Linked DNA regions of Mus musculus: regions 1, 2, 3 and 4 are each linked to region 5. Evidence: chromatin loops called from intact Hi-C (ENCODE). Cell type or tissue: left cerebral cortex. All regions are shown on one strand. Each heading gives the region's core, and the rest is flanking DNA. Links, peaks and the distances in the headings are about the cores only.

Region 1 (6,368 bases), core at 430-5,429, 190 kb before region 5:
CCATTTCACATACACACATACAGGATTAACTGGGTGGTAAATTATTTCGTCAAATTCATTTAATAATAATTGATATTTTGTTTATTTATTGTTTGTGTACATGCATGCATGAGTTCAACCTGTGTTCTATCATCATAAAATCAGATATCCATGAACCTGTATCCTGTCAATAATAGACCAAGATAATTGTGAAGCCTACTCTGTAACCTATCAGTCATGAATCCAAACATGGATGAGATCGCCCTTTGTCCTGTGAGTCACAGACCCAAACACATGTGAATCTGCCCTGTATCCTACGAGTCAGGGGCCTTTACATGGATGACTGAACTCTGTACCTGCTTTTGTCCCTGGTTTATGACTAGCTCCAAGTCATCCATTAAGGTCTGTGTACCCAGTCTACTCCATGCCTACACATATTAAGTGATTTTGCTGTGCAGGGTCTCTCAAAGCTATCCTTGTCCAAGTCGTTTAACTCTTACCTGCAGAGTCAGTAACTTAGAGCTAGCAAGACTTACACTTGTTGACTAACACCAACTCTAAGCATTTATCAGAGGAAAGGAATACTCAAGAAAAGAAAATTAGCTGAAGAGAAATTAAGGGAGAAGAATTCTGGCTGACTAGCTAGCAAGTCACCTGGTTTGATCCTTATGAACAGACTAAAGACCATTTTACCACAAGTCCAGACAGAGATCTCTGTCTTAATGATAAATGATCATTATAATGTTTCTCCTATATAGTAGTCATACCTGCCATCAGAAAATGTCCTTTGCCAGATTGGAGAGATCTGAAGAGATAGATCTTCATGTCTCTGAGTCAGATACCCAGCCAAAAATTCAATAGCCATTTTCTGTATGTTTATCAGTGATCAGCCTTTGTGTGAAAGCACATGATATGACTGCTTCACTCAGAGAGCTGACTTCCGGTTAAAAACACTGTACATGGTTTGCAGTGTGTAAGAATTATTGCAGAGACTCACAAACAGACAGTAGGCAGTAAGTAATTGTTGAATTTTCTATCACCTTAGTGAAGGTTTAAACATCATTGTGGAATAAAGGATGGAAGGACATAAGAAACAAAGAAGGCATAGAATGTCATGTCTTCTGGGCATGGCTTGGCCATTATATGCTTGAATGTTCAGTAGCTAGGACTACCTGCACAAGACCTATACAAACTGAGTCCATCAAAATCCCCCCATGAAGTGAGTGAGAGTGAGGGTCTCACCTGGTTCCACCTCTCTTAAAGAATTTATAGGCAGTTGCTGGGAGAGGGAACGGCATTTTCCTTAGTGATATAGCCATTGATACAATACAGCACAGATACTCCCATGCTCCTCTGAGGAACCCTAATTAAACTCATTGGTTTGCTAAGAAGATAAGAAAACAAAATCGTTTTTTTTTTAAATTAGGTATTTTCTTCATTTACATTTCCAATGCTATCCCAAAAGTTCCCCATAGGCTCCTCCCCGACTCCCCTACCCACCCACTCCCACTTCTTGGCCCTGGCGTTCCCCTGTACTGGGGCATATAAAGTTTGCAAGAACAATGGACCTCTCCTTCCACTGATGGCTGACTAGACCATCTTCTGCTACATATGCAGCTACAGACACAAGTTCTGGGGGGTACTGGTTAGTTCATATTCAAAACTGTCTTTTTAAAAATAAATAAAAAGACAAGACAAGCTACTTAAGAAAAATGAAAATAAGGCAACTTTATAATCACAGCACTTGGCATTTGCAATGAAATTTCAAGGAGGGAAGAAAACACCCAAGAAAGGGTTTCATTGAGGTGGAAAGATTCTGAGCTGAACTGGCAGAAGAGGCCAAACTGGAAATTCAAAAACGTCTTATTTACAGAGAAGGTAAATCATAGGCTGGCTGGGCTTGGGGGCTTGGAGCTGATGTTAGAGTTCTCACATCACTCCAGCTGGTTGAAGAGATCTGGTCAGGCACTGCAGGAAATGATGCTTCTCCCTGAACCATGGGGTGCAAACAGTTTTGCAGAAGCAATTCATGCTTAGCTGCCATCTTCCTTTGATTCTTGCCCCTTTCCAAATGGATCTTAATTTTCAAGTTATGTTTTGTGATAAATATTGAGAGATTTTTTTTCAATCGATTTTTTTTAAACAAGTGTATATCAGGATGGTCTAAAACTCAATTAGTAAAATATGCCTTTTAAAATTATTGTATTTCTTAATAGTATTAGGCAAACACACATGCTCACACATATGTGTGTGTGTGTGTGCCTATGTATGTTAAACATGCACATATGTACATGATGGGGTTCTGTACATGTCTCAGGACACATATGTAGAGGCCAGAGGAAAACGCTGTGGACTCTGTTTTCTCTTCCACCTTTCCCATGGGTTCTGGGGATTGAACACACATTGCCAGACTTGCTGTCTTACTTCCTGAGTCATTTTGCCAGTTCTATTTTAGAGCGCTTATTCATGAGTGTATTCATGTATAAAATTTTGGATTTCCTTCTTGCCCTTTCCCAGTACTAAGGTCAGATCACGCCTACCATATGCTTTCATTCCCCTCACACGCCTCTTCTTCCCAAATGTGTGCTATGATTTAGAAAGCATATCTATTGGGGTTTATAACTTAGAATCAGAAACTTAGAACACCCACGATACAATTTGCAAAACACAAGAAACTCAAGAAGAAGGAAGACCAACGTGTGGATACTTCATTCCTCCTTAGAATAGGGAATAAAATACCCATGGAAGGAGTTACAGAGACAAAGTTTGGAGCTAAGACGAAAGAATGGACCATCCAGAGACTGCCCCATCCGGGGATCCATCCCATAATCAGTCACCAAACCCAGACACTCTTGCATATGCCAGCAAGGTTTTGCTGAAAGAACCCTGATATACCTGTCTCATGTGAGGCTATGCCAGTGCCTGGCAAATACAGAAGTGGATGCACATAGTCATCTATTGGATGGAACACAGGGTCCCCAATGGAGGAGCTAGAGAAAATACCCAAGGAGCTGAAGGGGTCTGCAACCCTATAGGTGGAACAACAATATGAACTAACCAGTACCCCCAGCTCGTGTCTCTAGCTGCATATGAGGCAGAAGATGGCCTAGTCGGCCATCATTGAGAAAGAGGCTCCTTGGTCTAGCAAACTTTATATTCCTCAGGAGAACGCCAGGGCCAAGAAGTGGGAGTGGGTGGGTATGGGAGCAGGGCCGGGCCGGGGTGGGGGTGGAGGGTATAGGGATAGCATTTGAAATGTAAATTAAGAAAATACCTAATAAAAAATATATTAAAAAAAGAAAAAAAAGAATGGTCCAAATACAGCTACTGCATAATTTTCAACGGAAGGCCCCTTCAGATAACAGTGCTGCAAATAGTCCCACTACCACCTTCTCCTTTGGAATAGGGTGTCCTTCCAGAGCAAACAAGAGTGTACTGTGCTCCCTGGTTCTGCTTCTAGCTGCTTCGGTCGCCTCCATTTCTCTTGGAGATGATTGAATTATCTACGTAAAGATGAAACAGCTAATCCTTGGGGTGGGGGTGGGGAGAGAATTGATTCGTGGCCAGCAGACATTTAGTCTCAAAGCAACTGGGGACGCTCCGGAAGTGATTAGTGCTAACAGAAGCCTTGGTTCTCCTGGCAGGCTAAATGCTTTAGAAACACCAGGGAGAGGGAAAGAGCTTTGTGTTTCTTCCTAATAAATCTCCCATCTTATTGTCAGAGGCAGTTTGCCCTCCTGGGGGCCTGGGCTCCAATCTCAGCCTTTTGCAACTGAACTCTGCCTTGCCTGATGTCCATTTCCATCACAATGGCTTACTGGGTTCTAAAAGAGACAATCTGCCACACCAGGCTTCTCAATTTCTCTGCCCCTCCTTCCCTCCCCACCAATCACGTCTTGACCTCCCCCCCCCCCCCCCCCGCCTCCTGGCTCAGGTACTCCCTGCTTCCCATCCTTGCTCTTGCTCCAGGGATCTCTTTCTGTAAATCCTCTGAGAGAATTCCTGGATTAAATTTGAAGTAAAGCATTACAAACCTCTAACTCGGTGTCAATTACTATTTGGCACTACATTTTATGAGGAAGAAATGCAATAAAACAGCAATTTCTAAATTTAACCCGCATTACATAATATAATTATTTATTGCAGAAGATGTTGTTTATACATCACCCACGTTATTGATTGCTATGAAAAAGGCAATGTACAGGAAGCCATACAAATTGATCAATAGTTAAAGTGATTAATCAAATATTTAATTTGTTTCCATAAATTTTAGTCCAGTACGTGTTTCACATCACACAATGTAGCTATGAACTATAACTCCGCTCCCCAGCAAGACGCACAGAGAAATGTCTTTCTTCTATTTCTGAAATGCTGCAAGAGAACACTAAAGCTGAGTAAACCATATTTGTCTTTCACACTCCCACCCATCCTCATTTTGCTCCCACTACTAACAACCCAAAGCTGAAACCACTTAAGGATTATAATTATCCCTCATCATGATCGACTGTGTGATGACGAGGCTGCTACCCATCACAAATGATGTTGCTGGAAAGGAAAGATGTGCAGCCCAGAGACATTCCCTGCTTTGTTTTTTGCTTTATCCCCTCCTCCAGGCAGAGGGAGGGAGGGATGAAATTCAGTCAGGAAAACAATTAGCTTGCCTAGCTTCACTGCACTGTGATATCAAATCACACAGCAATTAAGAGCTCCAAAGAGCCCCAGGTTGGTTTCACGCACATTCAAGGATGTAAACCGATCTGTACCCGATGAGCTAAGGCTGGACTGCAAATGAAAAAGTCAGAAGAGGTAAGCAGTGTAAAATTCCATTCTCTGCCTAATCACACTTCACTAATGGTGATATGCGCTCAGAGTACCTCTCAGTCGGTACACAGAACATTTGCATGTCTCCTCAAGCCTTGATAGATGGCTACAGAATTCTACCCTGTGACTTCTCTGGCAATACATGTCAAATGCAAAAGGCTAATATTTTCAGAAAAAATATATATACATTTGATGGTGAATAAAAAGGATAAGTGAAGTGTCCCATGGTGGGGCTACAGAGACGGCCCACTCAGGAAAAGTTCATCCCGTGTAAACATTTGAACCTGACTTCAATCCCTATTACCCATGTAAAACGTCTGGTGTGATGGTTGGTGAATCTAAGCAGTGGGCAAGTGGGAACAGGTGGATCCCTGGGGTTCACTGGCCAACCAGCATAGCCTAATGGGCAAGCCCCAGGTTCCAGTAAGAATCACTGCCTTTAAGAAAAACATGATACATAGCTCCTGAAGAATTAAACCTGAGACTGACATCAGGCTTACTCATGCATGCGCACAAACATGCATTTCACGGATACACAAGTGTGCATGGACACACAGCTGAACATACACAAAGAGGACAAGAAAAGCGTCATCTTTCCCATCACCAAAGTCTTAACTGTTGAATTTGGCACAGAAATCTCCAAAGGCAGACAAGTGCGGGAGAGTTTTAACGGTAGGAGAACATTACCCATCTTCTTCTTCTCCCTTCTTCCTTTTTGCTCTTGAAACAGGGTCTCTACCAAGCTCGGAGTTGTTAGGTTTTTACTATTTAAAAAGAAAACAAGAAAGAAAATGCCTTTATCTTTAAAACAAAACAAAACAAAACAAAAAACTGCCAGCATACATTATAAAACCTTCAAAATAAATGCTTTTTGTTTTAAAGCAGGTACTGTAGCCTGCCCTAGGCCCCACATACAGCCAGAGATGACCTTGAACTCCTGATCTCCCTGCTTCCACTTTCACTGGGATTATAAGCGACTCGGCTTCATCCCCTCTTTCTGTTTTTATAGATTTGTTTGTTCCTAATTGAGTGCTTTTCTCTTAGATAGCTTTGTTACACTTGGACGTGTTATGTTATAAGGCACCAGAGTTCCCAGTACAAAGTAAGCCATGACGGCTCCTTTTCTCTTGCTTCTTTCTTCTCAGAAGCTTTCTCTGTCACTTAACTATGGATTTAAGAAGAAATAAAATGGAACATGGCAGATATTAGTTTGCCTATGGCCCTGTGAATGGCCCCACACCTATGTGCATATGGGCAGCATTAATTGGCCTCAGGAGGTTATTAATACAAATAAAGAAAGAAGGCATGAGGTCAGGAAAGAGGTGTGGGAGAGGAGCAATAGGATGAGTTGGAGGGAGGTTAATGATGGATGGGTTTGATCAAAAGACATTGTATAAATATATGCCATTGTCGAAAATAAAAATATTATTTAAAAAGAAATAAAGTATGTTATATGGTTCTCTTGTTTTTTTAAACAGACTCTTCATTTTGGAATAATTGTACATTTATAGAAAAAATCAAAATGGTAAATTAGAAAGTGTTCACACATTGCTCATCGTCCTCCCCAT
Region 2 (6,368 bases), core at 752-5,751, 67 kb after region 5:
CTTTCATGGAAATATTTAGAGACAGACTGATAAAATTACTCAGGTAATAAATGGGATTCCTGACAACTTGAGTCTTAGGAGCTAGAAGGGAAAGAATCAACTCCTAAAGATGATACATTTTTGACCTTTGCGTATGCACTGTGGCATGAGTGGGTATGTGCCCTTACACACACATTCACATATACACTACTAATAATATTTCAGATAGAACATATTATGAACAATTAACAGAAACATTGCTGACTTATGTATCTCCTCAGTAGCATTTGATATTGTTTATGATGCCCTCCATAATACAACAGTAGGTAAATTTCTGTTAGAATACCTATGCACCTCTCAGGGATTACACTTTTATTTGTAGGAGATGGAAGATTACAACAGATGTTTCAGCGAGAGAAATTCAAGTGCTTGAAGCATAATAACCTGTTTTGTGAAGACTGTTTCTGATATGTTTTCCAGTGGGTAGTTGGAACTAACTAGTCCTAGGCCCCTCTCCAGGCCAGATTGCTTGCATGCAGGGTAGAGTGCAGCATCTTCCCAGGGCCCTAGTACTCTTCAGAGCTTAAGCCCGGAGGCCCTGGCCATGCTGTTAATGTTGGCCGGAGGTTGTGCTTCTTCTAGTCTTTACAGAGCCCTGTTAACTCTTTCCTAGTGCTGTCTCCTGACCTTGTAGCTGCACATGAGGTGGGCAACCTTGTGATGCTTAACTGTTTCTCCCAGAGCTGCCAGGACAGAGGGGGAGCACTCTGCTTGCCTCCACTCCATTCACTGTGAAAGAGGGAGAGGAATCTTAACTTCTGCTAAAGACTGTGCTCATCACAGAAGCTCAGATTTTCTGTGTCTGTATCTTAAGTGCAAGTTAAAAACAGTTCATGCTGTGTCTCCTTTTATGTCTCTTATTAAAAGATCTCCATGGTATCTTGTTTGTTTTGTATCTTCTGTGGCCTCTTTGTAAGGTCATTATTATGCTTCCTTTGTAATTGAAGTTTGGAGAGACAGTGAGTTTTTCTGGCTCCTCATCATTAGTCTTGAAATGAGGTGACTAGCTGTCAGCTCACTTGTGGTGTCTCTCTCTAGTTCTCAGCTCTGCTTACTGTACAGTCTAATATTAAAAGAAGCCATCCTCTGCTCCACTTCTTACAGGATAATAATTAGAATAAGAAGGACACTCTCTGCCCCTCTTAACAGCCAGTGGCTCTCCACCCCTCTGGTCACTTGGTAGAGGCTTTGAAGCTCAAGTGATGTTCAGGTCTTACGCAAGATCAGTGGTTTTCAACCTTCTCAATGCTGTGGATCTTTCATACAGTTTCTCATATTATGGTAACCCCCAGCCATACAATTATTTCATGGTTACTTCACAATTGTAAGTAGCAACTTTTAGGAATTATAATGTAATATCTGATATGTGACCCACCACCTGAGAACTGCTGCCCCAGAGACATTATCTAGTGAGGACCCAGGGTGCTGCAGGTTAAGTCTTCTCACCTCTGTTGTGCTGTTTCAGTCTTGATACTATGAGTCCTCTCCTCAGCGCTTGGGGAGAGTGTGGTCTAGTAGGGACAGTGCCAGCCCCTCTTCTCCCCTCGCCAGCATGCCTGTGGGTTTGTATCATTGCCCGTGCCTGCCTTTAGATACGTGTGCAGTTCCTGTAGCTTCCCTTTTCCTGGCGGTTTCATTCCCCTAAACTACTGTTTTGTTTTGTTTTTGAAGGCATAACACATATTTGTGTCACCAAAAACCTAGTATTTCTTAGGCATTGTGAGCTGTATCACAAATTTATAATTTTAAGAGGAGAGGAACAATTTGTTATACCTGAACAATAGTGATGTATTCACACATTTTAAAAAGTAATAGACTTTTTTTTTTAAACATGAATCTTCAGTTTGTTTTTTAGTAACAGCAAAAGTTTGTTGAAATTGTTACTTCCAGTGAACTGAAGGCTTTTTCTGTCCTTTTGAGATGTGGTCTGAGTAGGTCAGGATTGACCGTGAGTTATGGGTGTATGCCAGCATTCCTGGCTCAAACCTAAAACTTATACAACTAAACTTTGGCCTTGTTAATTTTGTTTTGACAGGGTCTCATGTGATGGGGCCAGCCTTGAACTCATGATCCTCCCGATCCTACCTCCCAAATGCTGAGAGGTAACTAATAACAAACTTGACTCACTCTTTAATTTAGAAACTGTGCTGCAATTGAATTTGAGCTGATGAATTTTGAAATCATTGGTAACCTTTTGCTGTATTTCTGCATGGTGGTTTATTTTTTTGTTTAATGGAAGGTACAGTTGCATCATGCACAATGAGACTAACTCAGCTGAAGGTTGTTACTGGGTGCTTAAGTATCTTTGTATGGATGTGTGGTCTTGAAAATTGTCCAGTTTTAGGAAAAGTAAGGTCATAATTTACAACCCTTTGGCTCCAGTTTCCCCAAGTAACTTGAGTAACAATGGAAGTGAAAGCAAGGACAGAGGATGGGGAGGCTTCTGACTGCAGCTGAGACCAGGCTGCTTCTCAGATCTTCCTGCAGGGGGAGCTACCCTCACCTCATCGTATGCTTGGTGTCTGGTAAGCTGCGTGTGTGTGTGTGTGTGTGTGTGTGTGTGTGTGTGTGTGTGTGTGTCTGTAGCACTGTGTGTGTTGGGGGAGGGTTCGAACAATTGTGAGTGTGCACCCATGTGTGTGCATGTGTGTGTATGACTGGCTATCAGCTCAGCATAGTGTACACTGTTTCAAAGGCTTTCTTCTACACTGGAGGATTGCTGGACATGCAAAGAAGATAATTGATATATTTTTCTTGTTGTTTTTTTAATCAGCAAATGAGGAAGGATCTGGTGGAACTGATTTAGTATATAGCTCCTTTAAAATTGGCCCCATTTGGAATTGGTCCATTTATCATCTTGGAAATCATGTACTAGGGCCACTTGGAATTCTGTGACGTTTTCCCTAGGAATTCATTTAATAAAATCTTTTTCACCTTTTATTTATAGAGCTGGGGTGAACTGCAGCTATGTCTATCTTAACGAACACAATTAGCTCTAGTAAGATTTTAATTTTTCCTCAGGTCTAAATGTGACTTCCAGAATTTCCACAGAGAATAGAAACTCATGGCAGTCTTGTTACACTGTTGCACAGGCTACTGAACTAAGGCCTGTAGACTAGATGGTTGTTGGGTTTGCACTTTTCCTGGGGCAGGAGCCACATTTTTGAATCAGTGGGCCAAATGAATTTATTGTTAGATCTAGTCAAAATAATTGTGTTATTTTTTTTCATAAATAAAATAAAAAGCCTAACTACATTAAAAAGCACTACTTGGAAGATATTTGCTTAGTCCCAGTGTCTATGCTAAAGGCCTTTCCTAAGATTATTGCGCTGTTCACTTTAGGTAAATGCTGATAGTAGCTTAAAAACAGAGCTATTTTGTTTGGAGACTGAATGAACCTTAACAATCTATAAAGTCAGCTTTGGAATTCATGAGGTGTACTTTAGTTTCTGTTAGTGGAATGTCAGTCAGTCTGTCCCTGCCACCTTCTGGAAGTTGTGTGAAAAGGCTGTCATGAGAATAGCAGCCAGCCACTGCCTCTTCAGCCCTTGTGTTTGGTCTGTGCCTAGATCCCACACCTGTACTGTTAGAGCAGTGAATCCAAGGACTACATATCTTCCAGGTGCTATTCTTACTTATGGAAGAATAGCAAGCTGAGCGAGCAGATAAGCCTTGATGGCAGAAAAGGCTGGGGAGGCATGCTAGACAGCTATGGGAGCACCCTCTCCATGAGTGGTCAAGGGACAGTCCAGGAAGGAGTGGGGCTAGGTTTGAGGGAAGAACGTCTTTGCAAGTGCATTTCCAGTACCGGAATGTCCGTGCCTTGTGGAGGCAGCGACAGAGGACTGAAGGCCAAGGTAGAGGAGAAGCTGATGGAGAACCAGTCCTAAAGTGCTATAGTGCACAAGTGCTGGAACCTGGGCTGCAGAGCAGACAGGACTGTGTCTCTAGAAAGCAAATGTAAAGTAAAGGGCAGATGATGTGCAGGACACAGGTTTGCAGCTTGGGTCTCATTTGTCCTGTGATTAAAGCACATCTGTAGTGTTAGTTAACTTCTCTGCAAGTATGTGTCTTACAAGTTTAAAGTTTTCTCTTTTTTTTTCTTTTTCTTTTTTGTGATTTGCTTTTTAAATGTGCTGCACAGCACTTAGGTGGCCATAAGCAAATACGATCCTTCATCTTAGAATTGTGATATGGCCTTCAGTGTGTTGCTAGGAAATCCTTTCGTTTAGGTTAAACTACCTGTACACAGCTGTGTCTATCTGCTTTTTCCCCCCCCGACAGACAGGGTCTCTCTGTATAGCCCTGGCTGTACTGGAACTCACTTTGTAGACCACGCTGGCCTCGAACTCAGAAATCTGCCTGCCTCTGCTTCCTGGCTCTCTGTCTGCTTTTTACTGAAGATGAACTTGCTCTTGATGCCATAGAAACAGTTTTATACTTAACTATTTAAGTGATATTTACCTTAAGGATCTATAGTCTAAAGAAAAGTTAAATAAAAAACTAAAGGGTGTTGAGGAGAGATAACCAGTAGAACTCCCATTAAGTATATCTGTAGGTGTAGTGAGGAAAATTCTCACTGATGCCAAGGAAGGAAAAGAGCCCTGGAAAGAGGGAAACTAACTGGAATGGGCTGGTTCAGTATTTTACCCAAGAAATGTTGTGTGGAAAGATAGAAAGATGGAGTGGTTAGACATGCAGATGGGTGGGGCATTATTGCTGGTTTATTGATGCTCAGTTTAGGTGACAACATTGTTTTGGATACTTGATAAGGGCTCCGGCCTCCAGTGCAGCTTCCCCCACCCATCCTGCGTTCCTGATGGGCCACAGTGCTGCCTGGACAGCACACCATTCCCCACTGTCATCCCATCTCCCAGCAGATGTCAGTGGTCACTGTGACTTTGTTCTGTGGAACTGGGATTATAGTGTCTACTTTTAAACTGAATTTTATAAGAAGATTCTTATGAAGAAGCTGCATATTGATGTAAGAACGGACTGGGTAGTACAGGTGATTCCTAGAATTGTAACATGGCCTTCAGTGTGTTGCTAGGAAATCCTTTCGTTTAGGTTAAACTACTTGTACATAGTTGTGTCTATCTGCCTTTTTTTTTTTTTTGGTTGGTTGTTGTTGTTGTTTGTTTGTTTTTCGAGACAGGGTTTCTCTGTATAGCCCTGGCTGCCATGGAACTCACCATAGGTGTCTGAAATTAATAATTGCCAAGGAAGCAGGCACATACTTTTTAGTCTCTGTGCAAACTGTGCCTACAGTTTTTTTTTCCCTTGCTTTTCTGGTGGTCGCTATGTAGAAGACCAGCCTAGCCTTGAACTCAGAAATCCCCCCACCTCCTGCTTGCAGGCAGATGCCTGTAACTCAGTCCTAGGGGTCCAGTGTCTTCCCTCTTCTGGTCTCTGCAGGCACTTATACATACCTACACACACATGTCAGGTACACCTATAAATTCACAAATACACACAGAAGTAAACATTGTAAAAATCCTTTTTAAAAGTTTATATTCTATAGTAAAATAAATGATGTTCACTGTGAGTAGCCCTAAGGTCACCAGAGTCTGATGGCAGCTATGCTTTGTTGGGACTCTGTAGTGCTGGGTATAGAATATTTCTCAGCCTGCAGCTCCTCATACCTAAAACTAATGTTTCACATGTACTATACCATCGAGAGCTGTAGGTCAGTGGACTGCTGTAGGTTGCCATGACTTTTTGTAACTCTAATGCTAAGTTGAGTTCTGGGTCTCCAGTAAGCATGGCCATGGTGCTAGGATACCTGGGTGCTCAGTGAGGAATAAAACCAGAGGAACAAACCCAAAGAGACCGTGGCTTTCATAGGTTATCAGAATGCTGCTTAGTGATCGTAATTGCTGACTTGTGTAAACTCTCCTTTCTAGCCATCGCTGTGACTACCCTCCTTTTGGTGGCATCAGTTTGGTGCTACCTACTCTGCACTGATGAACAGTGCCCCTTCTGAGTATCACCTCTTAGATGTGGCACATGAAACATATTTTTTACTTTATTCTCTTTATTTATTAACTCCTGACTGTAAGTACCCATCCCCTTTCCTCTCCCAGCCTCCCACCCCCACCTTCCCCCATCCATCCTGCGTTCATTTCTCTTCAGAAAAGGGCATGCCTCCCATGGATATCAACCAAACATAATATATCAAGTTGCAGTGAAACTTGGTACCTCACCTCATATTATGGCTGGACTAGGTAACCCAGTAGGAGGAAAAAAGAGCCTCAAAAGCAGGCAGAAGAATCAGAGACAGGTCCCCATTGACCCCACACCTTCCTGCTACTGTTAGGTATTCCTCAAGA
Region 3 (6,368 bases), core at 738-5,737, 140 kb before region 5:
GACTACATTTGATTACTTATATTTTTGGTTGTGTGGTTCTTTAGCATAGACTTTGTTTAGACATACCTGGTTTAAGAGACTCTCCACCCTGAAAAACCAAAGAGGCCTGGCACAAGGTCAGAACTTCTCGTTGTTAAGCTGTGGGAAACCCCTAAATAAGTAGTCCAAGGCTAGGTAAAGGGGAAATACATGTACTGTCTACACTGTCCAGAGTCAAAGGAGACTCCGTTCTAACCTACTCTTTCAGAGAGTCAGACTTAGGTAAAACTAGATCGTGCAGAAAAAAATTTCAAGAGGGGCCAATAGGAAATGGAGTTGGATATTCTTTAACAACAGAAAAGACAAGCACTTCGGGGTTGGGGGAATAAGATACAACAGAGCTTGCTTATGGATATGGGCTCCTCGAAGAAGAGCCTACATTATTGCCTTAGAATAGTCATATATATGATATATATGTCATTGTGTGTGTGTGTGTATGTGTGTGCATATATCACATATATGTATGTATGTATATATATATGTATGTACACACACATATATACACACATATATGTATGTATATATATATATATGTATATATACACACACACACATATATATAAATGGTTGCATGATTTAAATAAATCTTATTTATTTCAAGGAATTTAGATGAGATCCCAGAATGGTTCCTGGGCACCTTATGACAGGATTACAATGGATAAGATTAACATAAACCCTGAGTTACTGGGATATTAGAAGAAAGGATATTTCCACTGCAAACCAAATTAACATCTTTTACTTCTAGAAATGTATTATCATATATCTCCACGATATATGTATAAAGGTTCACATCCCAGGCTGTGCATGTATAGGTAAAAGAAGAAGTCCGGAGTTGGTTCTCTCCTTCCACATGGGTTCTGGGGATGGAACTCAGATCTCCAGGCTTGCAAAGCCCCACCCCCACGTCGCTACCCACTGAGCTGTCTCACCAGCTTTAACAGTCTTGTTTGTAAGCGTTCCAAACAATATTCTGTAGAGAAAAATCAAGCCATCCTCAAGATAATGTAAGCTTAGGACTTAAGCATGATTCATTGCTAATTTGGCAAAGTATTTCTATGTGAAAAGAATCTTTGGGGTGGGGAGAGGGCTCGGTCAGTATAGCACTTGCCTCACAAGTGTGAGGACCTGAGCTTGATTCCCTAGAACCTACACAGAAAGTCAGGCATTACCATGAAACCTGCAGGATGGCAAAATGGGAGGTAGGAGCAGGCAGGTGGGCGGACCCTCTGGCCATCTAACCTGGCCTACTTCAGGGAGCAGACCAGAAGCTAGAGGTAGGACGCAAGTGCCTTTGCTGCATTTGCTGAAGACCAGAGATGAGTCCCTAGTACCTATATCTGGGAGCTTTCAACCACTGAAAACTCCAGCTTCAGTCGATCAAACATCTTCTCCTGACCACAATAGACCCTTGCACATACATACATACATACATACATACATACATACATACATACATACATAGAAACACCCATACACAAAAACAACAAAAAACCTGAGAAACCCCCATCTCAAGCAAAAACTGGGGATCACCTGGTGAAGAAGGACACTTGAGGTTGCCCTGTGACCTTCACATGTTGGGCCTTCAGACACATACACAGGAATATTGTTTGTATGACAGCAACTTTCACAGCAAATTTTAACTTTAAAAAGAAAAAAAATCTTGCTTTCGGCTGGCTAGAGGTTTCAACTAGGCCCCAAAATGAGGGTTCATTTTCTTCCTGACCCCATAAGTTCCACTTTTCTGCACGTCTCACCATTTCAGACACTTCTAGGGAGGGCTATCAGGGGGCCATCTTGGAGATTTTTTTGCCCTGACTCCTAGCTTTGTGCATCCCAGCTGTGGCTGGATTTGAGAAATGGCAGCTTCAGATTGCTCTCTGTCAAAGCATTTAGGGGGAAGTTGCCCTAAGGTTCTGAAAGGACTGGCTGCAGGAAGAGAAACCCTTACTAGTGAGAGGCTGTCTGCTCTGCTTCCTCCAGGGGAAACTTAAGGACTTTAGATCAGGCAGCTCCCTGCCGGGAGCAAGGGGGGGCGGGGGGGGGGGGGTGAGATCAGGCGAAGGAGGGCCAGCCCTTCCCCTTGTCATTCTCCAAATTAGGGCTGGCTGCCATTATTTTTTTTCCAATTAAAAATACTGAAGAGAACTTAAAGGAGACCAGTCCTGTGTCTGTAAATAAATAGCCTGTTTGGCTATTCAGAAAAGGCACCATGTTGCGTGAGTTATTGGATGTATTGTCTTTAATATGTGAATGTGTTCTCTAAAACAAAGTGGCAGCCATCTATACAATTAATTAGTATCAAAGCTCCTTTCATGTACCCTTCACAGCAAGGGGGAGAGAAGTAAACTACTTAAACGAATAAACTTTTAAAAAGAAAGAAAGAAACCTAAATAAATAAATAAACCCCTCACTCTAGGCAAAGTAACCCCCGGAACTTATGATAAAGAGATCTTAATTAACCCCAAATCCATCTACTCTTCTCTGCTCCAGAACCGAAACAGAATGCTAAGGCAATTTACTCGGAGAGCAGTTTTGCACCATAAATCTGGGCCATGTTTTTCTGTGCGTTTGCCCTGCAGTAAGCTTAAAGAGAAACTCAACCACCAAACAGCCTTGGAGGCAAAGCAAAGCCCTAATCACCCGCAATGGTGATTGCATAACACCCGCCTCCCAACCCCCACTCCTAAGCATCAAGAGGCAGGCTTTGGCTTCTGGTTAGAGCACATGCCTTTCTTTTTTTTGCCTGTGTGAGAATCATTGAAAATGCTCTTTAAGGACCAAAAGTCAGGGCACGTGTGTTTTCAGAAGAAATGGAGGTCACTTGAGGGTGACTTCTGAGTACATCCCCCAAGCCAAAATGAATCTGTATCGATATCTAAAGTGCATCTGCTTTTAGAGCAGAAGCCACCATCTGTTCCTAATTGGTGCCCTGGAGGTACTCCCTGTGGAAAAAAAGGGCCTGGCCGCAGCAGCCGCGCCTCCCCGGGGCTGCAGACTCCGCTCGGGGCCTTGCTGGTGCAATCGAGTGCTCCTCTCTTAGATAATGCCAGGTATTCTGGAAAGTAGCCGTGTAATAATACACAAACCCCTGATGATGTCAGCGTGTTATTGACTTTCCAAGTCTGAATGACTGAGCAGAGGAGAGGGGGGGTGGGGCGCCATCCATCCGGCGGCGCAGAGACCAGCCGAGCGAAAATGGGCTCACAGTCCAGCGGGGGAGGGGAGGCGCGGCGGCTGCCTGGCCAGGCTGGATGGATCTCAGCCGCATCAGGATCGCCTTCACCGAGTCAAGAGGGGGCCTGGGCTAGGGAGAGGGGGGTTTCAATGTTATGTTTAGCCAAATATTCCTCTGGCCGATATAACTGCTACCACCACCTACCTCCAAGCGCACACCACGTGGCAGAGCAGATTACAAAGCTAGCAGCAGTCACCAAGGTAGGGGAGGTTGGAAAGGCCTTGCCCCATCCCGCCCCCTACACTCCAACACGCACAAGATACTGTCCTCAATATCTGGAAAGCTCCAGGTCCCTTTTTCCTGTAGAGTTCTCTCTTCAGAGAGCCTCTACGAAACTGCTCCTCAGCTCTGGTGACATTTTGTGGGTCATGTTTTACATGTTTCCTTACAGGTACACAGTGTGGGCTCCTGTTCCCACCTTGCAAACTGACCATCGGGTACTCGGACCATGTTCAAGGCTAGGTTAACAATATTTGCATTGAAAGACCCAGAACCTCCCCTCCCCCGACTTTTGCTACCAACTAGGGTGGGGCCTGTGCCACCCAGCTGGTGTCTCCTTGTCTCTAGAGCCCTGGCTTTTCTTTTAGCACTCTCGCACATCCAGCATACCCAGCTTGGATCCTGGCTGTCCCCTGTCCCAGACCAGAAATCGGCTTCCCCTGCCCCAGGTGTGTGCAAAGGCCACAAGAGTCTTCGCTCTGGAAGGGGAGGGCGGGGCCTGTGCAGAAAGGAAAGCAAACTCGTGCTTTGGAGACAGGGGGTCTATTCAAGGCTTCTGAGCTTGGGCTCAGGGCTCAACCTGTTTGGTGGCCACATCAGTGAAGTTGGGACAGCCACTGTCCTCTCAGCAACTGGGGAGTCATACATCTAGACTTTGCAAAGGTCTCTCTGTCTCCCTTTTTTAAAATGGGCCACTCTTTCTTGGGAACATTGCACTTGTCGGGTCAGAGCCCCTGTCCCTGTTTCTGAAAACAGTGTACAGACCCTTGGATTCCTAAATTCCACCCCCTTCTGATGCTCCAAATCCACGAGGATCCCAAAAGAATCACTTAGTGCAGGGGGTGGAGACCACACTGGGCCTAGTTCACCCCACTCTCCTACCTTGCCCTAAAGGATTAGCCTAGGATCCTAATGCTGACATATTTTAATCCAATCAGAAGCCTTCTTAGGGAACTAGAAACTGGAAGTGTAAAAGACAACTCCCTAGGCAGAAACTGAAAAAAATTAAAAAGTTCAATGTGACCCCATTTCCTGGCCTAATGCAGGAGAGACCAACCAGTATGAAGACAGAGATAGTCAGAGAAGGAAACAAGAACAAAGCCGAGAAGCCAGCAGGTTGTGGGTCACAATTGTGACCTTGCTATAGCCCTCCCTGCCTCATATTCCTTGTGGCAGCCTAGTTTGTTTGTTTGTTTGTTTTTAACACATGAATGTCTCCTTATTGTTTAACTTAATTTATATCTGAGTTATATCTACCCACAACCCTCAAAGCCAAACTGCATTTCTTAATCCACGTTGCCCAAGCTCTCAGAACTAGCTCTTCAGACCTCGTGTGAGCCCCACTGTTTTGAGCTGTGTTCCCAGAGTGTTTGTGCCTCAGCCTTAACTCCCACAACCAGATGCTCAGTAAATCTACTGCAGATTGCAGGGGCCCGGATTGAATGGCAGGAAAGTAGCCCGATAGCTGTTGGAAGCCCAGACTTCGGTAAATGTAAAGGAAGAGTGTTACATATTGCTTCGGACTTCCAGAAGCCCATCTGCCCTGCCCTAGTGGTAATTAGTGCTTATTGGAGTGAATAGAAAAAGAGAGATTATATCTCCCTCTAAATTGCTTTTCATCCGAATCTTGAAGAAAAGGAGTGAGTCGTCAGGCTTCATGACTCCCTGCTGTGGAAGGAGGAAGGCTAAAGCAGTCTAAGGTTACCAGAGTTTATGGGAGGCGCGCAGGCCCACACTGTATCCTAGGATAAAGTTCAGTCAAGGCAGAACTGCCTTGCATTCCCCTAACATTCGCTTCCAAAAGGTTTTTTTCCAACCCATGAGTCACTTCCAAGTCAGAATCAGAGACAAACGCCTGTAACTGTGTGCCAGTGAGTCAGATTTCCACCCTGCCTTATGGACGCTCTTCTAGCTCCAAGAAGACAGGGCAGTCCGCAGCCACCCGGCACAGCATGAAAGGTGTTACAACTGCTGCTTGTTGGAACCAGCTCCCAAGCCCACCTCTCTGGCATCCAGCATCACATTTCAACCCATCAAAAGCTGGTTTTTTTTCTTCCCAGTGTATCCTCAATCAGGAACTGCGGGTGCTATCTATCATGCTCAGAACGTGCCCCCACCCAGCCCAGGGAAATAAAGGTGAATTCAAAAGGAAGCCAAGCCTCCAACCAAATTACCAGATAAACAAAGAAGCCCAACATGTCTGTGCAGGCCATTAATCTGAGGGCTCAGATGCATGTGAAGCCAGCCTAGGCAACAGTGTGAAGCCCTGACTCATAAACTAAGACACCAGGGCTGGCAAGATGGATCAGAAGGTAAAGATGCCTGCAACTAAGCTTGATGCTCTGAGTTCCATCTCTGGGACATACATGAAGAAGAAAACTGTCTTCCTCAGGTTATCTCTCCTCAGAGATGTACACATTTACAGACACATTGTGGCAGGTATACACACACACACACACACACACACACACACACACACACACTCGCCCTGGAGTGGGCTTTTGAAAATTCTAAACACACCCCAGTGAGACACTTCCTCCAATGAGGCCACAGCTCCTAATTCTTCTAATCCTCTCAAACAGTTCCACTCCCTGGTGATGAAACATTCAAATATATGATCCATAGGGGCCGTTCTCATCCATACCACCACTCCTCCTAACAAAAAAGGGAATCATTGTTGGAGGAGCCCTAAGGGCTCAGAAAATGATAGAGCTACCACAACATCCAACAACTAACATCGACTACAAGTACTTGATCTAGTAGGCTGGCTCTTTATTTGTTGATTCGGTTGGTTGGTTGGTTGGTTGGTTGGTTCATTTTGGAGTCAAGGGCTTGCTATGTACACCCGATTGGTTTTGCAGCCTCCTAAGTGCTG
Region 4 (6,368 bases), core at 924-5,923, 93 kb before region 5:
GGCAAGAGAGGAAGACAGCCTTACAAGGAGAAAGGACAGAGGAGAGGAAAAGTCAAGGAGGAAGGAATGAGAGGAGGGGAGAGCAGAAGAGAGGTTTGGAAAGAAAATAATTAAGGGTGGAGGGAGAGAAGAGAAAGAAAGAGGAAAGAAGGGAGGAATGGGAAGACAAAAGGAGGGAGGAAGAAAAAGATCTAGAACAAAAACCAACTTCAAGCCCAGAAGGAAATTATTTGAGCTTGTTTGAAAAAAACACGAATTAGTAAGCATGTGAACTTAGTACTGCATGAGAGTCAAAGGGATCTGATGGTCTCCATCTGTGCAAAACCAGTCACTGAGCCCAGGAGGCAAGGGAACGTGGGCACTACAGGAATTGAAAGTGTAAAAAAAGAATTGAACAACTATTCATTTATTAGGGCAAGGCATGTGCACCACAGTGTGTGTGTGGAGGCTAGAGGACAATTTAGGGGACTAGGTTCTCTCCTTCTACCATGTATAGCCCAGAGACTGAACTTGGGTCTTCAGGCCATCTCACCAGACTCGAGTGTAAAATTTCAAAAGTCAAAGTGTAAATTTAGCACTAGACTGAGAATGTGGCTCATTGGGTAGAGTGCTTGCCTCTTGCGTGCATGAAGCCCTGAACTGTACTTCATAAGCCTGTCATGGTGTTGTCTACAACCTCTGTATTCAAGAGGCTAAGTTAGGAGCAGCTGAAGGTCATTTCTGCCTGTACAACAGAGGTTACATGAGACCCTGAGTCAAGGAAGAAAGGAAAGAAGGAAGGAAGGAAGGAAGGAAAAAAGGGAGGGAAGAGAAAGGGAAGGAAAAGAGGAGAGGAGGGGAGGGGAGGGGAGGACAAGAGGGGAGAGCTGAATCCAAGGGTGTTCTCAGGCCTTGATCTTTGGTCTTCTCCAACCCTCAGAGAAAAACTGAGGACCTCTTCTCATTGAGTCCTACCATGGTTTGAATCTGAAATGTCCCGCCAGTCTCATGTTTGAATGATTCCTTCCCAGCTGATGTGCTGTTTGGGAAGCTGTGGAATTTTTAGACGATGAGGCCTGACTGGCAGAAGTAGATAACCTTTAGAGGTTAGAGCCCAGCTGCTGTTCCATTTCTGATTCCTAGTCCACCACAGAGGGAAGAAGCTCTCTCACACTCCCACTGCCACCAGCATCTTCTTCCCATGGACTGACACCCTCTGAAACCATGAGCCAGAATAAATTTTCCTCCCTTGGCTTGAGTCTGGCCAGTATTTTGTCAAGATCATCCAAAAGTGAAGCAGGTAGGGATGCAGTTCAGTTGACAGAACACTTGCATAACCACACAAGGCCCTGGGTTCAATGCCCAGCACTACAAAGATAAGTAACTAGCGCTGCTTTCAAGCCCGGTTGCCTTGAAGTTAAACCATCACCATCAGTTTCTGGCTCCTGGTGTTTCAGATCCAGGTGGTCCTGGAACATCTTGGCTCTCCAGGGTCTGTACCTTAACATGTACAAATGGATGTTGGAAACGCCAAGCCTCCAGAGTCACACAAACCAACTAAGTTAACTTTTTACAACAGCAAAGTAGAGGTAACAAGATGGTCCTGTGGGTAAAGACACCTTCTGCCAAGCCTGATAACCTGAAATCAACTGTAGAAATGCACTAAGCACTGTAGTGCATATGTGCCCACATATATTTTTAAATAGTGTGGTTTTTAAACTTAAAAAAAACCAACCTCTTATTTATTTAAGTTGCATCTATTCCACCCTATGTACATATTCTTTATGACAAAACACACACACACACACACACACACACACACACCTGGTTCCATTTCTCTGGAGAATTTTGATTCATAAACTTAAAAAAATTTTAAAAAGGGAGGGGTTGGTAAGGAAAAAAAAATCAAACTGACCTCATGGGTCTCCTTAATAACATACAATGATTGAGCCTTGGAGAAACATACACAAAATTTTAATGAAAAGAAACAGTGACTCCGGAGCATTTAGTAAGGACATCATTCTAGAATGATGACAAGCATGGATCTTTTCAAAATAAAGGAATCAGAGAACAAGGGCCATGTGACCTCCTGGGAAAATAGGACAGTGAAACTTAAGCAGGTGAGAGAGAAAACATAAGAAAGATGAAAGCAGCTGAGCGTGAAGCCTGGCAGAGAGCTTGAGACACAGGGAAGTTACACTACCATGGTAGAGATTACAATCACAAGAGCTGAGCACTGTCAATAGGGGCAGCTTGAACAGAGTAATTATGGAGCTTGGTGGTGGAATGCTCGTCTAGTTAGTGAAATGGACAAAGCCCCGAGTTCTAGCTCCAGCATTTCAAAAATCAGGAATGGCAGAACTCTCTGTGATCCCAGATATGGAAGATGAGGTGGGAGGACAAGAAGTTCAAGGTCACCCTCAACTACCCGGAGGGTTTGAGGCAAGTCTGAGATAGGTGAAATCCAGATTCAAAGGAAAAGAAAGAAAAGGAGGAGAGGGTGTTAAAGTCAAAATCTTTTTTTTCCCATTTTTTATTAGGTATTTAGCTCATTTACATTTCCAATGCTATACCAAAAGTCCCCCATACCCACCCCCCCCCACTCCCCTGCCCACCCACTCACCCTTTTTGGCCCTGGCGTTCCCCTGTACTGGGGCATATAAAGTTTGCACGTCCAATGGGCCTCTCTTTGCAGTGATGGCCGACTAGTGTCCCCCAGGGCTCTTTCTGCTAAGGCTGGGTTCCCCTCGCAGTGGTACTGTCTTTGAAAGGTGGCGCCTCAGGGACAGTCTTCAGGCCATGCAGGCTTGCCCTGGCAGAGGATTGTGGGACCGCAGTCCCTTCTTCCTCTTTCTGCTTTTGCTCTGGCTCTTGAGGTGACTACCCCCAAAACCTAAAGCAATGAGACAGCCAGAGCGAGAGAAGCAGACTCCAAAAGTAGGATCTAAATTAAGATCCCAGACATTTGTCCCAGCAAGTTGAAGATAATGCAAGAACACAACTCGCAACAAATGGGGGAGTAGCAGTAGGGGCTGTGACATACCTCCATTCTCTGTTATCTAAAATTGAAGAAAATACCTCTACCTCTAAGTGTTTCTCACAACCTTTCATATAACATTGAAGAGCTTCTGTAGAAAGTACTTCTAATGGAGAAATTGCTTTTCTTCTTCATGTGTACTTGTATAAATTTATAGGTATGGTGAGATATTTTGACAGATCCAGACAGTTGCTAATGATCAAGTCAGTGTAATTAGCACACCCTGAGTCAAAGACAAAACGAGCTTTTGAAACTCCGTACTTTTGATTTTTTTTTTTCAATGTACTTCATTTGATTTTTCTTTAAATTCAGTGGTTTTGTTATCTTGGTAATTTTTCCTCCTTTTGGGATAGTGTCTCATGAAGCCTTATGTAGCTAAAGATGACTGAACTTCTGATCTTCCTGTGTGAACCTTCAGAGTGCTAGGATTACAGGCATGCACACCATGTGTGGTATACGTAGTGCTGAAGATCAAACACAGACCTTTGTATGTGCCAGGCAAGTATTCTATCAACTGTGGCAGAACATTTGTATCATAATACCATTTTTATATAGTCCATCTATTTAAATATCTAGCTGGAAAGATTCAAGTCAGCAGTAACTATGCAATTTCTGGTGATTCCATTCTAAGTAAATAATAAATGAAGCTTATTTTCTCATTACTACTTGACTAAAGAATTTGGGTGACTTTCAAAAACATCCAAGCAAGGCTGGCAAGGTGATTTGTTGTACAACAGCGCTTCCAATACCCAGAGCCCACGTGGCAGAAAGAGGCAGCAGAGGTCCCTTGACCTCTGCTCAGGTGCTCCAGCCAACAAGAGCCTCCCCACCCCCTGCTGTTCCAAACACACACTGAATAAAGAAATGTTAAGCAAAATAAAACAACTTTGCAGTTCTTAATGGAAGGAACAGCTTTCCTTTTTTCCCCATTATTAACCTTTTTAGTTACCCTACAAAATAGTAAGTTTCATTAAGCAGTTTCTTTCTTAAAACACAGCAGGAGTCATCTGAAAGATCCTAGCAGGAGTGGAGATGTAACACATGCTCTTTAACTTGTTTGGTTAAAATAAATTTCAGCTTCTAAAAATACTGTGTTCTTCCCCAGCTAGCTTCTTGCCATTTAAAATTTGACACAGTGCTTACCAAAGATGACTCAAAATTCAGTTATTCTTATTTCCTGCATTCTTGATTTCCATACAGAGCTGCAGAATCTTTCCAAGGAAAAAAAAGTGGACCTTCCACCCACTCCTACTTTCCCCTGGTAAAACTGCCCTGGCTGCAGTTTACCTTCAAGGTAAACCAGGGAAATGACCCAGACACTGCCTTTCAGGGAGCAGGATTCCAACATGTGAGTAGTGGTAGCAGGTACTCCTGATTTTAAATAATGCCTCTCAAGAGGCCCAATGGCTAAGAGCTCCTGCTTTGCAAGAATGAAAACCTGAGATCAAATCTCCAACATGCAAGTAAAAAGCCAGGCATGGCTGGCTGCTCTCTTGTATACCCTCAGCTTTGCACGGTAGAGACAGGCAGATTCTGAAAGTTCATTGGCCAGGCAACTCCAACTAAATGCTAATCTTCTGGTTCAGTGGGAGACAGTGTCTCAAGGAACTGAAACCATCAGAGAAAGACATACTATACTCTTCTCTGGCCTCTGCATAAGGACACACACACACACACACACACACACGACAGAGAGTGAATAATGATTCTGGTATTGTGGCTATGTAACACCATTGCTTTTTTGCTGATTCTAGGGGAATAAGACTACTGGATGTGAAATGTGTTAAGATTTAAACAGGCAACATATGTAAATAAATTGACACAGATTAAGTCTTAAGGAATCCATAGTTAATAGTGTTTTCAAAACAATTAACGATGCTACTCAACCACAATGAGATCATATCCTGATAAGCCCCTCAGTAGATGAAAATATCACTTAACACCCATCACCTACTGGACAAACCAGCTAAGCAACCATGCTGGAGAGTATTGGTTGCTCACATTTGTGATCCCAGGCTGACCACAAACTGAGAGTACGGTGCCACTGCCCACTGTAAGTCATACCCCAAGAGGAAGATCAAAGCTCAACAACCCAAAAGAAATAAAAAAAAAATCACTAAAGCCAACCACTTTAGCTGTCAACATAAAATAGTTTCATTAGTTGGAAAGTAAAAAACAAAACAAAACAGAACAAAAACCTGGAGAATGAACCAAATTGGAGAACATTCTAGAAATCTCTCCAGAGTCTGCTTTTCCGATGTGTATGGAATCTGTGTTGGTTTTCGTTGTTGTTATTTGCCTTGGTTTTTAGTTTAGTGAGTATTACCTAGGCCTAGATGACCCTTCTAATTACATAGTTGAGGAGAACCAAGAACACTGATTCTTCTTCCTCTACCTCCAAAATTAGAGGATCACAAGAATGTGTTACAGTTCCTTACTTACATGGTGCCGAGACAGATGCCAGCGCTTCGTGAATGCAAAGCAAGCACTCTACAACTGAGTTATATGCCCCGTCCCAGCACTTAAGTTACTGAGGCAGCATATAAGGCCTCTCCAAAGATTCCAAGAGTGGTGTAGAAACCTCTGAGGGTTTTTGTCCTATCCACAGCTAGACAACTAGACACTCTGCTCATCACCCAGGGTATCAGCTTGGAAGCCTGGGTCTGGATTAACTTTTATGAGCCCTACTGTTGATCCTACTGGGAGAGAATAGGACCATTATCCCAATTTTTGAGCCAAAATTAAAGTAAGTTTTATTAAATGCTGGCCAAGACTATGGACTCTACCCAGATCCATACTCAGGATTCCCAGAAAACGGCCTCACACTGTGCTAATCTGGTGATTATAAAGGCACAACCTACAAGGCTGTGTATTTGCTGCCTTGGGGGTAAGCATACATCCTGCCTATGTACTTCCTGGTCCATGTGATTAAGGACATCCTGAGAAGTTGAAGCAACCAACCTTGTTTACAGAAGTGAAAACATTTTCATGGCTTGTTATCTTGCATGAATAGTAGCCCCCAGAATCCAGGAAGTTATCTGTCCGTGGGCAGAGAAAGTTATCTGCATTATAGGTTAGAGACATTTTTGTTTTATAGATCCCTTCAGCACAGGAATTAAAACTTAAAATATAACTTTAGCCCTCACAGTTGGAGTATATCATTTACCAAGCTGTAAAGGGCAATTAGGTTGTCTGATTTCACAAGACCAGGTTCACCGGATGGTGTCCAGCTTCCCCTGGTGAATGAGTGACCAGAACGAAAGCACTCTTCACCTCTGCTGAACTTGGATCCTTGAAGGTGGGGCTGACTAGAGTTACCAGGCTGTACAATGCTGTCTGGCCACATCTTGGA
Region 5 (6,368 bases), core at 809-5,808:
TTTACAACAATTGAGGTACACAGAAAGGACACTCTTTAGCCTGTTGAGCTGTCTGCACACAGTGTGCTCCAGGTTCCCAGCTTTGTGACCTGTCACCCATGTTAGGGTGGGCTTTGGTGATGCGGCTGTCTTTGAGTCATTTCTTTACCTGTATAGAACCCCAATAAAACTCATTGGTCACCAACTTGGAATTTGTTGGTATCTGTACTTTGGTTTGTTGTGGGTTCCCTTTCGGGGATGAATAGATGAGTGTTTAATGGAAAAGTTTTGTTTTACACACACACACACACACACACACACACACACACACACACTTTATATGAAAGATTAGAAAAAACAAAACATAAGGCTCAGCTAATTCCCTTAGCAGGGAGGCTCAAGCATTTTTCACATTTAGGCTTTGTGTGTGTGTGTGTGTGTGTGTGTGTGTGTGTGTAAGGAGAACATCTAAATGTTAGGACTCTGTTGATTGTGTGTGTATTAAGGATGTGTGAGTGACAAGTGTGAGGTCAGAGGACAACCTTCAGGATTTGGCACTTACCTTCTTTATTTGTGGATCAGGGTATGTAGCCTTGCCTGGCTTGGTCTACCATGTAGAACAGACTGCAACCCAGACATCTGCCTGCTTCTGCCTCCCACATGCTGGGATTAAAGTTGGGCCTCAAGGGTCTCATTTGTCTCAGGTTCCTGACTCCACTCTTGTTTTAGAGTAGGAACCCCAGCAGGTGGCATGTCAATCTGCTGACCTTCAAGGCCAATTACTGTTTAATGATGGTAAGAGATCCTCCTAGCTTCTGGGAGGGTGAGGTCGGAGGATTGCCAAGGCTTTGAGATCTGGATGAGCTATCCAGGAAAATCCTCTCAAAACCAACCAACCAACCCCCCCCCCCAAAAAAAAGATCAAATAAACCATGAATGCAAAACCTCAAAACTTCCAAACAACAAGCAAACCAGAATAAAAACAAAACAACAACAAAACCCCAAAAGCTTGAAGGGCACTTTACTGGAGCAAGTTTAAGGTACAGGTCCCCAACTTTGGCGGCTTCTGTCATGACATTCAAATAAAGTGGTTTCTGTCCTAAGACAGTGCACCTAACAAACGAACAGATTCTCACCCTCGTTGTCCCGTGCACAGAGACCACCTTGAGGAAGCTAGCTCAGAGTCTAAGAGCTTCTGGCTGGAAGGAGGGTGGTCTTTGGAAGAGATGTCTCCTGGGAGGCTAGGAATCACTTGCTTGTCGCTGACTGTAAAGACTGGTGAGCATCCTTAGCCACTCAAAGTGTGGCTTGATTTTCTTGTAGCTGTTGTCTAGGTCCAGGGCTGGGAACCAGCTTTCCCCACCCATCCCACCATTTTAATGGGCGTTTCGGACAAAGAACCTGCATTGCAGTGTGAGGTTTATGTTGAGCAAACAGCATACCGTAAGTGGACAGCTCTTACACAATGGTAAGATACTAAATGCTCTGGGCAGCTGAAGGACGGAGGCAGGCCTCGTCTTTGGCTTCCTCAGTGCTGTTTCCCTTAACTGGACAGAAGTGTTTTGGAAACCCAGTATAATCTACATTCCCATCAGGTGACATTGTTTAATCTAACATTCCCTCTTTCACAAGTGACAATAGCTCCGGGGACACCCAGGCTCAAGCTTTGAACTTTTCTGGTAGAAAGGGCGTTTGCAACTCCATAGACTTTCTTTGGTGCCTTTCCACCTTCCAGCTACGCCTGTCAAAATAGGTAACCGCCTCCAGGGAGGGGCCAACAGGGGAGAGTCATTGACCTTGGCTGAACCAAATCTAATCTAGTCTCGGAGTTTGTTAGGCTGCACAGTCTATAGCTGTGAAAGTTACTTCAAATGATACTTTGTTTGAAAATTTATCTTTGAAGCACTAAAGGAAGACCACTGCTTGACAGGAATACACGTTTCCAAATGTTTTGACAACTTGAAACTAGAACCTTTCACCAAAGAAGGTTGCAAAGTATTTTTAAAGATAGTAACAAAAAAGCAGAGTTTCAAGATATATGCTAGAATTAAAAGGAAGGGTGCCTCTTACAGCCCAGGTTTCTGAAAGGCTCAGGAAGGTCACCGCAGTATTTTAAAAATCCTCGGCGCTCCGGCAGCCACATTTTGACATTATTGGGCAGCCAAACTGTACTTCAGAAACCGCCTTCACGTGCCAGACGCATGCAGAAAGTAGATAATATAAACTCCCGTGGATATCACACCGCGGTGCACACTTAGTGAACATTCATTCTGTCTATGGCTTTATTTTCGCGCAATGAGAACTGATCCATCAAACCTTCCCAAAAGACCCGCAGACAAGTCGCACATTTGGGCGCACAACTTCAATTTCAGCTTTGCGTTTTCACCAAACCCCTCTCGCCGTGCGCGCTGCGCGTCTCCCCACGCGCGGTGCTCCGGGTCCCATCCTAGAACTCGCTCACGGCAGGCGAAGCACCTTTCCAGGTACGCTCCGGAGCGGGCGTGTTTACGCGCATCCAAGTGTGCGGCACTTTGAACGCGGAGTCCATGTGGAGCCCGCGCCGAGCTCCCGCAGCTGCCGGCCGCCTCCGGGGATCGGAGCGGCCGCGGCTCGCGGGATTGCTGCGGGCGAAGGGACTCAAGCGCCACCCAGGCAGCGGGACAGCCCCGGCTGCGGGCTCTGGAACGAATGCGCGGCGAGCCCAGCCCCCAGCGCCGCGAGCGAGCGAGGGAGGCTGGGTGGAGGGAGAGCGGAGCGAGTGAGGAAGCCGAGTGTGGAACGGCTCGTCGGCCGCCACCCCCACCGCCACCGCCGCGCTGCCTCCACCGCGGCCCCGCCCCTCCGCCGCGCCCCTCCCCCACTCCGGCGCTCCTCCCTCTAAGTTCCCCCTCCCAGGTCCCCCTCCCCGTCGAGGTTCCCCTCCCCCTCCCAGGCTCAGGCTCCCTTCCCCCTCGCCTCTCCTTCTCGGGGCTCCCTTCCCCCTCCACAACCCGTTTCCCCACTCCTCCTCCAGGCTCCCCTCCCCCGCCCAGCTCTCCTTCTCTTCCACCACCCGGCTCCGCTCCCCTCCCCCTCCCGGGTCCTCCTCACTTCCTCCCCTCCCCCTCCGGGCGCGCCCCACCCCTCCGCTCCCCTCGTCTCCCCTCCCCCTCCTCGGGTCCTCCTCCCCTCCCCCTCCACCCCCTCCCCCTCTACCCCTCCCCCTCCTCGCTCCCTGTTCCCTCCTCCCTCCCCGCGCGCCGGGCGCAGGCCGCTCGGGTTTGTTTTGCTGCGCGGCCGTCGCCGCCGCGGGCCCGGAGCTCATTTGTGCCTGGCTGGTCCCCGCGCTCCCCGGTGCCGAGCCGGAGCCGTTGGCCGCTCGCGCGCTTGGCTCTCTCCCTTAGTAACAGCTCCCCTCCTGCCTCGGTGCTGCGCCCTGCCCCCGCGCCCCTCCCCCGCCGGACCCGCTGCCCGGCTGTCAGCGCCCGCACCCCAGGGCGCCTCGGGGTGCCGACGGCGGCCAGGAGGGGAGCGCCGCGCGTCCTGGAGGGGACAGCGTCGCCAAGCAGGTGAGCGCGGGCCCGGGGCTGCGGGCGCCGCGAACTTGGCCTGGGCGCGGGGGAGGGGCGGCTGCGCTCACGTGCTGCCCCCCCGGGTCGGGGTGGCTGCGGGAGGCACTGGGCCCAGGCGAGCGGGCTTGGGGGCGCAGGCTGGATGCGGGGCCGCAGCCGCCCTGTGCTCACATAGCGGGGGAGCGGCCAGGGCTCAGGATGGGTGCTGGTCCGCGCTCGGGCGCGCGGGCTGCAGTCGCCCGGTCGCGCACCCCTCGGGCTGTGGCGCGCGGAGACCCCGGGCGGCGGCGGGGACCGCGGGCGGCTGTTGGGGCGCGGGCGGGGGAGGGGCGCGGCCGGGCCTCGCTCACTCAGGACGCGAGTGTGGGCACCTTGTGCCTGTGGCCTCCCCACGAGGAGGCCCTGGCCACAGCCTCGGTAAAGTTGGGTCAGAAGTGTATACAGTTGGCAAACTTATTGCCAGCTTCCTGGTAAGTTTCGGGGTGGCACACAAGTCACATTATCTTCTGACAGTATAGAGCCACGTTGTGAGTGTTTGCTGGGTGACTTCCTCTTTGCAACCGATGTCTTTTTTTTTTTTTTTTTTTTTTTTTTGGAACAGGGGCTGACTTTCATTTAAGTGTAATTCCACGTTGAAAGGCAGCTCGAGGCGAATCATGCATGTGTTAGAGTGTTCGGTAATTTTGGAAGTTCTCAATTTGGATTAAATTTAGGTTGTGAAAATGGTCTGTTCTGTGTAACATTTGGGTTGGGTGGCTTTTAAGAAACGCTCTCTTTGTTAGGTTACCCAACACTGAAAATAATTTGGTGATCACACAGAAGAGTTGGAACATAGCTAAACATTACATTTCTTTAACAGTCTGGAGTTTTCTTAAAACCTTGGTTGGACTTTATCGGCCCCAGGGTGAAGGGTTATATGCCATTTACAGTTAATTAGGGAAGTTTACTGTTGGCTTTCTTGTTTTTCCATATAAGAACCTTATGCTGGTCTAAACATGTTAATAAAGTACGGTGGATGAAATGATGTGTTATTTCTAGTTTGAATCTTGAGATTGAAAGCCCCCCATCAGTGTAAAACAATACAAGGCCATGTCTTACTGATTTAACTTAGCTAAAGTGCTTTGCAGTATCTTGGTGGCCCATTGAAGGTAGTAAATGAGTTTTGGGTTTCCCTGTGTGATTCACGTTCAGTTTTGTTAAATAAGACCCATGCTTATTGGAGCACTTCAGTAATCCTGACTTCCTGGGACTGTATGTTCTCGCCACTTTAATAAGTTTATAGTCTGGGGAAGTAGGGCATCTTTATCTGCACAAAAACACTGTGTATCAGTTGGATTGAATCGTGGGAGTTAATGGCAAACTTCCCAAATTATCACTGAGAGTTCTAGAAACAGTTGGCATTTAGCTATGGGGGAGGGGCGGTAGGTCGCCAGCCTGCCTGAAAGGGGTTGGGCAGGTCCTGTGTGCCCTTCGTGTCTAAATGGAGGCTTCTCTGCTGCTTTGACTATTTCTCTCTTAGTTTTGCTGCCCTGCATGGGATGAAGTCTGTAATCGCAAACACTAAACACTCAAATTACTTGTCTTACCTTTAGTTTGTAAACTCAGATCTCTAGAATTTAGGACGAACACGCCAACCCTGTGAGGAAAGAAAATATGTGTAAAAAAAGCTAAGCAACTTCATTAACTTGTTAACGTCTTCAGAATTCTTGCAGTTGACCCTGTCTTTGAAGCACACTTCTAATCTGTACATGTTGTTAGCATAGGAGACTGGTGGTAAATGGAGTGTGTGGGTGGTTTTTTTTTTTTTTTTGGTAGTGTTGGGAATTGAGCCTAGAGCCTCACTCCTGATAGATAAGTGCTCTACCAATGAGCTACTGCCCAACCTTGATATTGTATTTTGTTGAAGACCAATAAAACATTTTAACTTTTTATATAAACCCAAGAACCTCTTTTGATACTTGTAGTCTCCATCTAATTAAGGTTTTTGCAAGACTGATTATCATAATACCTGTCTGCCAGAGAACCAGAAATAACTGCTTCCTGTGAAACTGGTAAGCTTTCAAGCTAGCGAGCTAGGTCGCTACAGCTTTATAAACATGGGGTCTCTGATGAAAAGGGGCTGACACATGGACCTTTGACACTTGAACCTGTTGAGTAAATGTCCTAGTTCACTTACAGCGATGAAGTGTAACTGCAGAGTGGTCTCCACACAGTTTCTCCAAGGATGGCTGGCTACTGTGGACATTCACTGAGCAGGTGTGGATGGAGCTGAAACTATTTGTTAAGGTTTGATACTTACATTAACACTGAGAGAGATGGCAGAAACATTGGCTCTGCTTACAACTGTTTTTCTAGTACATGTGAATTTGACTCATTTTCAGAAATATTTACAGTGTATGTACATCCCTGAAGTGGGAAGAGGAAACAGTGAGCAGGAGACATTTACATTTTGTCCTCAGACCTGGGGTTGTGTAGCAAGAAGGCCTTCACCTTGCTTGCTGAACTGCCATCAACAGAGCCTTGGGATGATGGTCAGGAGGTCTGACGACTTATGTTGGTGGCATCCTACTTAGTAATTGTACAGTTTATTGCCTTTTTGCCAGACATCTGGACAAGGACAGGGACTCTGCCTGAGCCACCTCCAGGAAGGTGTGAGGAGGCACTGCCTGTCACACTGCCTGTCACACTGCCTGTCACACTGCCTGTCGCTCAGGCCTTCAGACTGATCCCTGTGACCAATCTGTAGTGTTGGCTTTCTCTGTGGTGAGATGGAAAGGTGCTCCAAGGTGTTTATTAGGCTTTGAAGAGGCCTCTACCAGGTCGTTTTGACCCTTGTTC

The links. Hi-C counts contacts between places; a loop is a spot of excess contacts. Peaks named below come from ENCODE experiments on the same cell type or tissue, not always from the same donor. Only the 100,000 strongest peaks of a DNase experiment are listed, where the experiment ranks them.
Region 1: it touches region 5 in a loop (5-fold over the local background); 2 of 42 quality-filtered maps call a loop at or near these places.
Region 2: a loop joins it to region 5, with 5 times the contacts of the local background. A loop is called at or near these places in 16 of 42 quality-filtered maps.
Region 3: it touches region 5 in a loop (9-fold over the local background); 40 of 42 quality-filtered maps call a loop at or near these places.
Region 4: a loop joins it to region 5, with 5 times the contacts of the local background. A loop is called at or near these places in 15 of 42 quality-filtered maps.

The regions. Positions count from the first base shown.
Region 1 is chr3:21,888,610-21,894,977 of GRCm38, forward strand. It overlaps Gm31813 (a long non-coding RNA gene), which reads right to left. Exons shown (of 8, transcript XR_001783797.2): 4 at 5,488-5,564. Among named protein-coding and RNA genes, the nearest start is that of Gm31813, 73 kb to the right of the region's middle. In left cerebral cortex, for the core only: no CTCF peak of the experiment used is centred there; DNase peaks (open chromatin) are centred at 2,438, 3,659, 4,432, 5,130 and 1 more place; H3K27ac peaks cover 548 bases.
Region 2 is chr3:22,140,930-22,147,297 of GRCm38, forward strand. All of the region lies in intron 1 of Tbl1xr1 (transducin (beta)-like 1X-linked receptor 1), which reads left to right. Among named protein-coding and RNA genes, the nearest start is that of Tbl1xr1, 67 kb to the left of the region's middle. In left cerebral cortex, for the core only: CTCF peaks have their summits at 2,479 (motif pointing right) and 3,529 (motif pointing left); DNase peaks (open chromatin) are centred at 2,654 and 3,542.
Region 3 is chr3:21,932,957-21,939,324 of GRCm38, forward strand. All of the region lies in intron 3 of Gm31813 (a long non-coding RNA gene), which reads right to left. Among named protein-coding and RNA genes, the nearest start is that of Gm31813, 28 kb to the right of the region's middle. In left cerebral cortex, for the core only: a CTCF peak has its summit at 2,012; DNase peaks (open chromatin) are centred at 2,003, 2,722, 3,136, 4,087 and 2 more places; H3K4me3 peaks cover 1,346 bases; H3K27ac peaks cover 3,729 bases.
Region 4 is chr3:21,980,403-21,986,770 of GRCm38, forward strand. No RefSeq gene overlaps it. Among named protein-coding and RNA genes, the nearest start is that of Gm31813, 19 kb to the left of the region's middle. In left cerebral cortex, for the core only: no CTCF peak of the experiment used is centred there; DNase peaks (open chromatin) are centred at 2,890 and 4,218; H3K27ac peaks cover 1,010 bases.
Region 5 is chr3:22,073,428-22,079,795 of GRCm38, forward strand. Tbl1xr1 (transducin (beta)-like 1X-linked receptor 1) reads left to right here and starts at 3,225. Exons shown (of 16, transcript NM_030732.3): 1 at 3,225-3,527. In left cerebral cortex, for the core only: no CTCF peak of the experiment used is centred there; DNase peaks (open chromatin) are centred at 1,533, 2,730, 2,967, 3,310 and 3 more places; H3K4me3 peaks cover 3,940 bases; H3K27ac peaks cover 3,885 bases.